Linked DNA regions of Homo sapiens: region 1 is linked to region 2. Evidence: chromatin contacts called from ENCODE Hi-C or POLR2A ChIA-PET data. All regions are on one chromosome and are shown on one strand. The core of a region is the stretch at or near the end of the contact, and the rest is flanking DNA. Distances in the headings are between cores, read along the strand shown.

The links. A loop is a pair of places that touch in the nucleus more often than their neighbours do. ChIA-PET counts read pairs that join two places held with the same protein, here RNA polymerase II (POLR2A). Pooled maps may share reads with other maps.
Region 1: a loop to region 2 is called in a pooled map, with 2.2 times the contacts of the local background. The contact joins the promoter of ABCC1 here to the enhancer-like site in region 2. A Hi-C loop is called at or near these places in 1 of 50 pooled maps. POLR2A ChIA-PET finds 5 or more read pairs at or near these places in 2 of 52 experiments (CD8-positive, alpha-beta memory T cell and naive thymus-derived CD4-positive, alpha-beta T cell).

The regions. Positions count from the first base shown.
Region 1 is chr16:15,948,366-15,953,573 of GRCh38, reverse strand. ABCC1 (ATP binding cassette subfamily C member 1 (ABCC1 blood group)) reads right to left here and starts at 3,958. Exons shown (of 31, transcript NM_004996.4): 1 at 3,775-3,958. The coding sequence starts at 3,822. It overlaps LOC107984869 (a long non-coding RNA gene), which reads left to right and starts at 4,403. Exons shown (of 3, transcript XR_001752339.2): 1 at 4,403-4,783.
Region 2 is chr16:15,703,205-15,708,367 of GRCh38, reverse strand. The region is part of intron 8 of NDE1 (nudE neurodevelopment protein 1); the gene reads right to left. MYH11 (myosin heavy chain 11) reads left to right here. Exons shown (of 41, transcript NM_002474.3): 41 at 4,245-5,163. The coding sequence ends at 4,377. Among named protein-coding and RNA genes, the nearest start is that of NDE1, 56 kb to the right of the region's middle. Within about 2 kb of position 3,692, at least 3 of the 41 ENCODE cell types and tissues checked have a DNase peak (open chromatin) inside an H3K27ac peak, as active enhancers do.

The sequences.
Region 1 (5,208 bases), core at 2,709-5,208, 240 kb before region 2:
ACATTTTAAGTCCTTGCTAAGGATTAACTCACTTATTCCTCAAGTCACCGCTATTCACTAGGTACTACGTTATCCCACATAGGGAAACTGAGGCACGGAGAGATGACGTAACCTGCCTCAGCAGCAGAGGCGAATTTGCTCTGAGCCACCACACTATACTGCTTAATACCAAGTTGTTTCCTCTGCTTTTCCATAATTTCCAATTTTTCTACACAGGGCCTGAAGCACAATTTTTTTTTTCTTTTGAGACAGTCTCTCTGTCGCCCAGGTTGGAGTGCAGTGATGTGATCTCAGCTCACTGCAACCTCTTCCCAGGTTCAAGCAATTCTCCTGCCTCAGCCTCCCAAGTAGCTGGAATTACAGGCGTGAATCACCAGGCCCAGCTAATTTTTGTATTTTTAGTAGGGATGGGGTTTTGCCATGTTGGTCAGGCTGGTCTTGAACCCCTGACCTCAGGTGATCCGCCTGCCTTGGCCTCCCAAAGTGCTGGGATTACAGGCATGATCTACTACACCCGGCCCTCTTTTTTTTGAGACAGGGTCTCAGTCTGTGGCCCAGACTGGAGTGCAGTGACCGTGATCTCAGCTCATTGCAACCTCCACCCCCACAGCCTTCAAGTGATTCTAGTGCCTCAGCCTCCCTAGTAGCCGGGACCACAGGTGCCACACCACCATGCCAGGCTTTTTTTTTTTTTTTGGTATTATTAGTAGAGACGGGGGTCAATCCATGTTGCCTAGGCTGGTCTCGAACTCCTGACCTCAAGCAATCCGCCTGCCTCAGCCTCCCAAAGTGCTGGGATTACAGGCGTGAGCCACTGCACCCGGCCTGCTTTTTTTTTTTTTTTTTTTTTTTTTTTTAATGAACTCACAAAAAGTCCCAGGCCCATTTTTCCAACCATCATGCCAATATCAACCACAAAGCAGCGCCTCCTACCAGTCCCACCCCCATGAGAAAAGAAAGCCAAGGGCTGCTGTGACCTGTCCTCAGGCCCTATTTTCCGTTTTGATAGCAAAGTTCTCCTTTTCTCTTCCCAGAGCATCTGTCTGAGTAAAGGTCAACAGAACACTTATCATGGGCCATTTCCATCTTCTGGGTTTTCTGGACATTTCCTGCGGCTCAGAGGCAGACAGTAGCCCAGAAACAAAGCTCTGACAGAGTCACCCGAGGCCCACTGACCTTGACTTCTAAGCACATGACCTTGGTCACAACAGGAGCCAGGCACGGGTGCCTCACTGCCTTTTCACAGCCCAATCCCATCTCCACCAGCTGAAGAAAAGGGGAATCCAAAGGAAGAACAAGGAGCTTAAAACACACAACTTCATCTTTGGAAAAAATAATATTTAATACTAACCATTGTTTATCTCCGTGCAGGGCACAAGCTGAGCCACTTACAAGATTAACTCATTGACCCTTCGCAACAACCCAAGAAGGCTGCCACATTTTTGGCTCCTGTCCAATTTTAGAGATGAGGAAAGTGAGGCACACAGAGGGAAAGTGGCTTGCTCAAGGTCACACAGTTATCTGACTGCCTGGGAGGCCAGTCGCTCCTGGCCTCGGACACGCTACCTTGAAAAACACAAAAACAGCCGGGCACAGAGGCCCATGCCTGTAATCTCAACACTTTTGGAGGCCAAGGCAGGAGGATCGCTTGAGCCCAGGAGTAGGAGACCAGCCTGGGCAATATAGTGCGAATCTGTCTCTATAAAAAATACAAAAATTAGCTGGGCGTGGTGGCACACGCCTATAGTCCCAGGTACTTGGGAGGCTGAGTTAGGAGGACCACTTGAGCCGGGGAGGCAGAGATTGCAGTAAGCTGAGATCGTGCCACTGCACTCCAGCCTGGGTGACAGAGCAAGACTCTGTCTCAAAAAAGAAAAAGAAAAAAAAAAGAAAAGAAAAAAGCAACAACTACCTACTTTCTAGCTTTCAGTTAATTATATTTCAATTTTCCCACTCAGGCCCCAGTTGCCTCCTCTCAAATTCTGGTTCCAAGGCACCTCCAACAAGTCTTGGAATCCAGACAGCAGAAATACGCAAGGTCAAACACGGGGATGGGGTACCTACCAGAGGCAGAGATCAGCTACAATTACCCCCAAGCAAAACCCAACCACCTGGCAATTTCTGTGGCAGAAAGTCCTTAACGAAGGAAAAAATAAAAAGAAAAAAGAAAATAAAAATTTTAAAAAATATTACAACTGGACTTCGTGAATGAGTTTCTTAAGATAAACAAAGCGCACCCCAAACATACTCATTAGCCATCAACTACCAATTGCCATCAATAAAATACGTCCTGATACAAAACCTCATGGATGTTCACCCTGTTTTGCCCCCTCCTCAATTCAGAAGAAAATAAACAAGAGAATATTCTGGAATTCACAGCAACACAAACCCAGATCACCATGTGAATCTTTGCAAAAAATAATCTTGCTGTTACTACACCTGGCAACAAGGAAGCCACAGGTTTTCCCCTGCTAAAGAAAGTCCATCTGCAAAGAGGCTCCAATCACCCCCAGACCCTCAAGGCAAAGTCTGTGTTCTATTTCCACCCCTGGGGTTACTCTCCAACCCCACTGGCTTAAAATGGGAGATATATCAAAGTGTGGTAGGTTATTAAACACAATGATACCCTACTAAAAAAAACAAACAAACAAAACCAAACCCTCCAATGGGGCCCTGGAGGATGACTTTTCAACACTCCAAATGCAACCCTCGAGGAAAGGCCGGCAAAACAGGACAAGAAAGTATTTTTGGAAGCTGATCACCAGCTCCTAAGAACCAAGGCTGTTTCTCCTGATTCCTAAACAAAAGAGGAGAGAGAAACAGTCGTGTCCAGATTTGCCTACTGCGTTCACCAACAATCAAGACAGCACGAGACAGAAGTGCCTGCCTTCCTGGAACAAAGAGGCAAATCGCATTACGGAGAAGCTGAAGCCCAAAAGACTGGGGCTTAAACCACAGCAAGTGGACTCCAGACACCCAGTCAGGCTCCGCAGGCCACGTTACAGAAGAAAACTTGCCGGGGTTAAATCTAAGGGGCATCCCCAGAGAGGAGCTCCACGTGTTGCAGGGAAGGGAGGGCAGGACCACAGCTACCAGGGTCCTGGGCGTCCTCAGCTGCACCCCAAGTCTGCCCCGAGCCGAGGGTCAGGTAGGGCACATCAAGGGTGGACATCCCCCTTCTTCCCTGGTTCCCCCAAACTTCCCCCGCAGTATCTAAGTAGAAAGAACAAAAAAAACAAAGCTAGGTAACCACAGAAGAGTAATGTGGCTTGTACGACAACTTTGGGGAGACAATGAAAGTCCCTTTCTACAATCTAAGCCCCTCCCCAGCTCACCCCGTTGGTCACGGAGTATTTTTCGTGAAAAGGGGGGACCCTAACCACAAAAAAGATGGGAAAACAGAAGCAGAGAGACACCCCTCTTCCCGCCCCCCATCTCTAGCGTCCCCTTCCCTGGAAGGTTGTTTTTACAGACGGGAACCCCAAAACAGGAAGGCCTCCTCACGGCGGCTCTGACCCGACCCGACCCTCCAAAACCCCAGGGCTGGGCACGCGGCCCCCCACGCTCTGCTCCGCAGGAACTGAGTCACCCAAGTTTCCCCCATGCCTTGCACCCCCGAAAGGGGCTGGGCCGCGGGCGACGTGAGGGTCCCGGGCCCCCGAGGCCGGCAGCAGAGCGGGGAGCGGGGTGCCCCGGGCGGCTGCGGGCCCGGTGCTTTCCCTCCCCGCCGGCCTCCCTCCGTCCCGCCGGCCTCACGCGGCCCCCGGCACGTACCCAGAGCGGGTCGGAGCCATCGGCGCTGCAGAAGCCCCGGAGCGCCATGCCGGTGGCGCGGGCGGCGGCGGGCACCGGGCGGCGGGTGATCGGGCCCGGTTGCTGGCGCGGGCGGCGGCGGGCACCGGGCGGCGGGTGATCGGGCCCGGCTGCTGGCGCTAGCGCTGGCGGCGGCGGCGGCGGCGGCGCAGGGAGCCGGGGCCGGGGCCGCAACGCCGCCTGGTTGGCCCGCGCGTCACGGGGATGCGGCGGCCCCGCCCCACCCCGCCCCGCCCCGGCGCCCGCTCACCTCGCGCGTCTCGGCGTGGGCAGCCGGACCAGCCACCTCTCGGCGCCCCGGGCCTGGACCCCGCGCCACCCCCACCCCAGATCCTCCAAGGCTTAGGCCCACCCGCTCGCGGACGGGCCTGGGGAGCGTTGGCTCGCCTTCCGGAAGCGCCTGGGATCTTTGGGGCCACACACCCTGCGACCACTTTTCAAATGCTGTTTAAGGACAGTATCCGTCACCAGGGGAAAATAACGTGAACGGAGCCCCCTACCTGCCTGGAGTGTACCGGGCGCCTTAACTGTGCCCTCATTTCATCCTGTAAAGTCTCCACGTTCATGAAGGAAGAAACCCAGGTGCAGAGAGGTTGAGTGATTCCCTCTGCCCAGGGTCACCTGGCTAATCACTTGCAGGGCTGGGATTTGAACCCGGTCCGCTGACTCCAAAGCTGAGTCACACAGAAGGAGGTGAATACTGTTATTCACCTACCTTTTACAGATGGGGAAACTGAGGTTCAGAAAGGCGAAGTGACTTGCCCGAGGTCACACAGTTAATAAGGAGTGAAAGTGGAAGTGAGATTCAAACCCGTGAGCAGCCTGATTCCGGAGCACTGATGACCCAGACGGCGCCAGTCTCCATCACTAACAGCTGTTGACCTCACCTGTGTGCAGAGCGCCTTTGCTTCTTCTCAACCTCTTTAAGCATCACTTAGAAATAACCAGGTTATTGATCCTCACCTCAGAGGTAAGGAAACTGAAGCCTGGAGACATGATAATCGTAGGCCAGGCATGGTGGCTCGTGCTTGTAATCAAGCACTTTGGGAAGCCGAGGCGGGCCGATCACATAAGGTCAGGAGTTCAAGACCAGCCTAGCCAACATAGCAAAACCCTGTCTCTACTAAAAACACAAAAATTAGCCGGGCATGGTGGCGGGCACCTGTAGTCCCAGCTACTTGAGAAGCTGAAACAGGAGAATCACTTGAACCTGGGAGGCGGAGGTTGAAATGAGCTTAGATCACACCACTGCACTCCAGCCTGGGCAACAGAGCAAGACTCTGTCTCAAAAAATAATAATAAAAAAAATTAATATGCATTCACAGTGACAAGGCTTCCTAAGGCTGTGTTCTTAGCAATTTACACAAATTAACTTGTGCAATCCTCACAACCCCA
Region 2 (5,163 bases), core at 2,443-4,942:
TGGAGAACGTACTTGGCTTCTAGTTGGCTGGTCTGGGTCACAAGTCAGAGATCACAAAGTTCACGGTAACTGCGGCGCGGCAACCAGTCCTCCCATGATTCAGCTTTCACAGGCTTGTCTGCGAAGGAAATGAGCTCACTGCGATGTCTGACAAATGCCGGGGGCTGCACGTGGCTTGAGTGATGTCTAGCTACAAACTGCATTTTCAGCACACGGGGTGGAAGCTGACCACCGCAAAGCCAAGCACAGTCCTGGCAGAGCCTTTTCTGGAGGCTTCACGGGCATGTACATGTTCAGGGACTGGGGAGTGGATACCCAAGACTCAAGGATGCACACAGGGCCCTTCCCAAGAAAGCATGAAGAGGTCTCTGCTGCTCTGGGATTTTGCTTTTTTTTTTTTTTTTTTTTGAGACGGAGTCTCGCTCTGGAGTGCAATGGCGCAATCTTGGCTCACCGCAACCTTTGCCTCCTGGGTTCAAGCGATTCTCCTACCTCAGCCTTCTGAGTAGCTGGGATTACAGGCTCCCGCCACCTCGCCCAGCTAATTTTTGTATTTTTATTAGAGACAGGATATCACCATGTTGGCCAGGCTGGTCTCAAACTCCTGACTTCAGGTGATCCGCGCGCCTTGGCCTCCCCAAATGCTGGGATTACAAGCATGACCAACTTTTCACAGGTGAAGTTAGGCCATGTGGATCTGACTTCACCTCATGGAGAGGCCAAACCAACCCTCATTTGTGTCCATCTTCATTTTTGGAGAATCTCAGCTTTGCTGTCACTACCAAAATACTTAAAGCGCAGGGTGAGGTCTTGTTAAGAGCCAGTTTTGTGGGGGAGCAGATGAGTTTCTAGGACACTTCAAGCAGCTCTCCTACCAGCTGATTGGGATCATAGGATAAGCCAAATTCCAGGGTGGGCTGAAGTGCAGAACCCACTGGTCAGTGGGAAACTGAGTCCTTGCAAACTAGCAGGTGCTTACACTCAAGATGATTCCCGAGGCCTTGGATAAGCTGAGTCCACGAATAGAATCCAAATGCTAGGCCAGGCACAGTGGGTCATGCCTATAATCCCAGCACTTTGGGAGGCCGAGGCGGGCAGATAACTTGAGGTCAGGACCAGCCTGGCCAACATGGTAAAACCCCGTCTCTCCTAAAAATACAAAAATTAGCCAGGAGTGGTGGCATGTCTGTAGTCCCAGTTACTTGGAAGGCTGAGGCAGGAGAATCGCTTGAACCTGGGAGGCAGAGGCTGCAGTGAGCCAAGATCACGCCACTGCACTCCAGCCTGGGCAACACAGCGAGACTCTATTTCAAAAAAAAATTCCAGATTCTCCAGGATCAGACCCTTTAAGAAAACCTTTAGGGGGGTCCCTTAGTTCCTGTAACAGGTATAGTTGGTGTCAACCTTGGTCTAGGATTTGAAACCAGTTCCAAGAAAAGCACTTCAGCCAAAACAGAGTATCTTGCAGGCTGACAGCCAAGCAAGGAGCTTCAACGGCCCAGGGCACAATGTATTTCTTAGGTCAAGGGAGCAAATTTATCCATTAAGCTTTTCCAGTTAGCAAATAGACTCTTCCAAGAGCCAAAAAGAGAGTGCCTAGAGCACTGATGTGGAGGTTAGGGACTACTTCCCAGCTCATCAGATTTTTTTTTGTTTTTTTTTTTGGAGACAGTCTTGCTGTTTCCCAGGCTGGAGTGCAGTGGCACAACGTTGGCTCACTGCAGCCTTCACCTCCTGGGTTCAAGCAATTCTCCTGCCTCAGCCTCCTGAGTGACTGGGATTCCAGGCGCCTGCCACCACGCACGGCTAATTTAGTATATTTAGTAGAGACGGGGTTTCACCATATTGGCCAGGATGGCCTCGAACAACTGACCTCACGAGTGATCTGCCCACCTCGGCCTCCCCAAGTGCTGGGATTACAGGCATGAGTCGCAGCAACTGGCCAACCCATCAGGGTTTGAACCTGGAGTTAAAACTGTGACGAAGAGAGCTGTGTGGGGAGCGTACAGGGAACAGTCAAACTGCTGCTCCTCTGCGCTGAATTTGAGCATCCTTCTGAGTCAAGCGCTTGGAAAACAGTGCTAAAAAAGAAAAAGACTTAAGGGTCACATCTAGAGAGAGAAGGATGGAGAGTTCTCTAGTAGGGCTGCAAGTCCAGAAGCTTCTCTGTGAAGCTGGGCTAGGAGTGTTTACTTTGAAGTGGCTGCAGCTTTAAGTATTTATTCCTGATCGCTGCACTGCGGGAAGTCCCATCCTTTATAGCCAGGTGGGCTTTCCCAGCCGGGGTCTCTCCCATCCTCTGTCAACAAAAGGGTCATTTGCGAATTCCTCTTCTCAGTGATCATGAATCTCTGGGCCTTGATTTTTTTTTTTTTTTTTTTTTGAGACGGAGTCTCACCCTGTCGCCTAGGCTGGAGTGCAGTGGCCACATCTCGGCTCACTGCAAGCTCCGCCTCCTGGGTTCATGTCATTCTCCTGCCTCAGCCTCCCTCCCGAGTAGCTGGGACTACAGGCACCCGCCAGCACGCCCGGCTAATTTTTTGTATTTTTAGTAGAGACACGGTTTCACCATGTTAGCCAGGATGGTCTCGATCTCCTGACCTCATGATCCGCCCGCCTCAGCCTCCCAAAGTGCTGAGATTACAGGTGTGAGCCACCATGCCCAGCCGAGTTGTTCCTTTTGACTAAAGAATTGGTCACTGAGTTGTGTTCATCCTTATGGCTTCTTATCCAACCCTTGCGTGGGGAGCAAAAGTCTGCTCTCTTCTTTGATGTCCTAAAATAAGACCTGTCTTCCGATTCAGGTCAAACAGGGCCAGATGGCCAGAGCCCAACATAATTATTTGTTGCGGTTGCTGAAAAGAGTTAAGTGTTTCTTCTGAACGGTGAAGGCTGGCAGCAGGCAGATCTGATTTTTCCTTCTTCTGCCCACTCTCTTCCTCCTACCCAAAGTCTCCCCTCACGTGACCAGCCCTTCCTGTGAAGTCGAGGTGATAAACTCAAGAGAGAACCAGCGCAGAGAGGAGATGGCAGCATTAAGGAGAGACAGGGGTGTCCTACTGGCTGGAGCTAAAATCCACCTCAGAGGCCAGGTGCACTGGCACACACCTGTAATCCCAACACTTTGAGAGGCTAAGACAGGTGGATCGTTTGAGGCCAGGAGTTCAAGACCAGCCTGGGTCACATGGCAAAATCCCATCTCTGCTAAAAATACAAAAATTAGCCAGGCGTGGCAGTGTGCACGTGCATGTAGTCCCAGCTACTCAATACTGAGGCTCAAGGACTGCTGGAACTCAGGAGGCAGAGGTTGCAGTGAGCCAAGATCATGCCACTGCACTCCAGCCTGGGTGAGAGAGACTCTTAAATTTCTTTTTTAAATCCACCTTGAAGGCCAGGTGTGGTGGCCCACGCCTGTAATGCCAGCGCTTTGGGAGGCCAAGGTAGGAGAACTGCTTGAGCTCAGGAGTTCCAGACCAGCCTGGGCAACAATATCAAGACCTCATCTCAATTTAATAAAATAATCCACCTTGGATTAACACGTATAATTTCCTTTTCTAATATTCACTGGGCACCTGTTTTACGCCATGTGCGGTATGTTCCACGATCAGCAAAACAGATGCAGCAGTCCCTGCAGTGGGGAAAACTCAGTCCATGAACATTCACACCAGCAGGGGGTGCTGTCTCGCCTTTTAACCAGGGAGCCCCTCTGTGTCCTTCTCAAGGCTGCCCTTGTCCATTTCACCTTCTTCCAATTCAAATCTTGAAAACTCACCTCTAAGGCGAATGGGGGTGAGGAGATACAGAAGAAAAACAGTATGTTCTCTCTTCAACTCTGCCCCATGGGCTATGAATAAAGTCAGAAGACAAAATCCCCTGCTTGGTTTTTGGCGTTTTTTTCCTATTCTAAATCAAAGACCACAGCAGACCAGAATCCTGTGGCTTCTCAAATGACCAAGCCTGACATATTGAAAAGCAGATCGTCTTGCTTTGAAAAACCTTCTCCACCCACCCCCGCAACCAATTTCAGCTGATTAAATTCAATCACTCATGCCTTAAGACTGGCAATGATTTGTTGACTTCAACTTGAATATCTGCATCTTATTTGTGCCGTGTGTGTTTTCTGCCATAAAAAAAATTTATATTGCAATAGGACTATAGCTACAAGTTTAAAATAGATTTATAAAAAATCTATCCCAACCATGAAGATTTCTTTGCTAAATAATGTGTTTTCTTACAACCCACAGGCGAGGAAACGAGACCTCTTTCGTTCCTTCTAGAAGGTCTGGAGGACGTAGAGTTATTGAAAATGCAGATGGTTCTGAGGAGGAAACGGACACTCGAGACGCAGACTTCAATGGAACCAAGGCCAGTGAATAAGCAACTTTCTACAGTTTTGCACCACGGCAAGAAAACCAAAAACCAAAACAAACAAACAAAAAAAACCCAACAACAACCCAGAACAAAGCAAAACCCAGCAGACTGTACTTAGCATTGTCTAAATCCATTCTCAAATTCCAAATATCACAGACACCCCTCACACAAGGAATATAAAAACCACCACCCTCCAGCCTGGGCAACGTAGTAAAACCTCATCTATACAAGAATTTAAAAATAAGCTGGGCGTGGTGGTACACACCTGTGGTCCCAGCTACTAGGGAGGCTGAGCCAGGAAGAACGCTCCAGCCCAGGACTTCGAGGCTGCAATGAGCTATAATTGCATCATTGCACTCCAGCCTGGGCAACAGAGACCCTGTCTCAACCACCACCACCACCACCACCCCTACTACCCCTGTATTCAAGGTAAAAATTGAAGTTTGTATGATGTAAGAGATGAGAAAAACCCAACAGGAAACACAGACACATCCTCCAGTTCTATCAATGGATTGTGCAGACACTGAGTTTTTAGAAAAACATATCCACGGTAACCGGTCCCTGGCAATTCTGTTTACATGAAATGGGGAGAAAGTCACCGAAATGGGTGCCGCCGGCCCCCACTCCCAATTCATTCCCTAACCTGCAAACCTTTCCAACTTCTCACGTCAGGCCTTTGAGAATTCTTTCCCCCTCTCCTGGTTTCCACACCTCAGACACGCACAGTTCACCAAGTGCCTTCTGTAGTCACATGAATTGAAAAGGAGACGCTGCTCCCACGGAGGGGAGCAG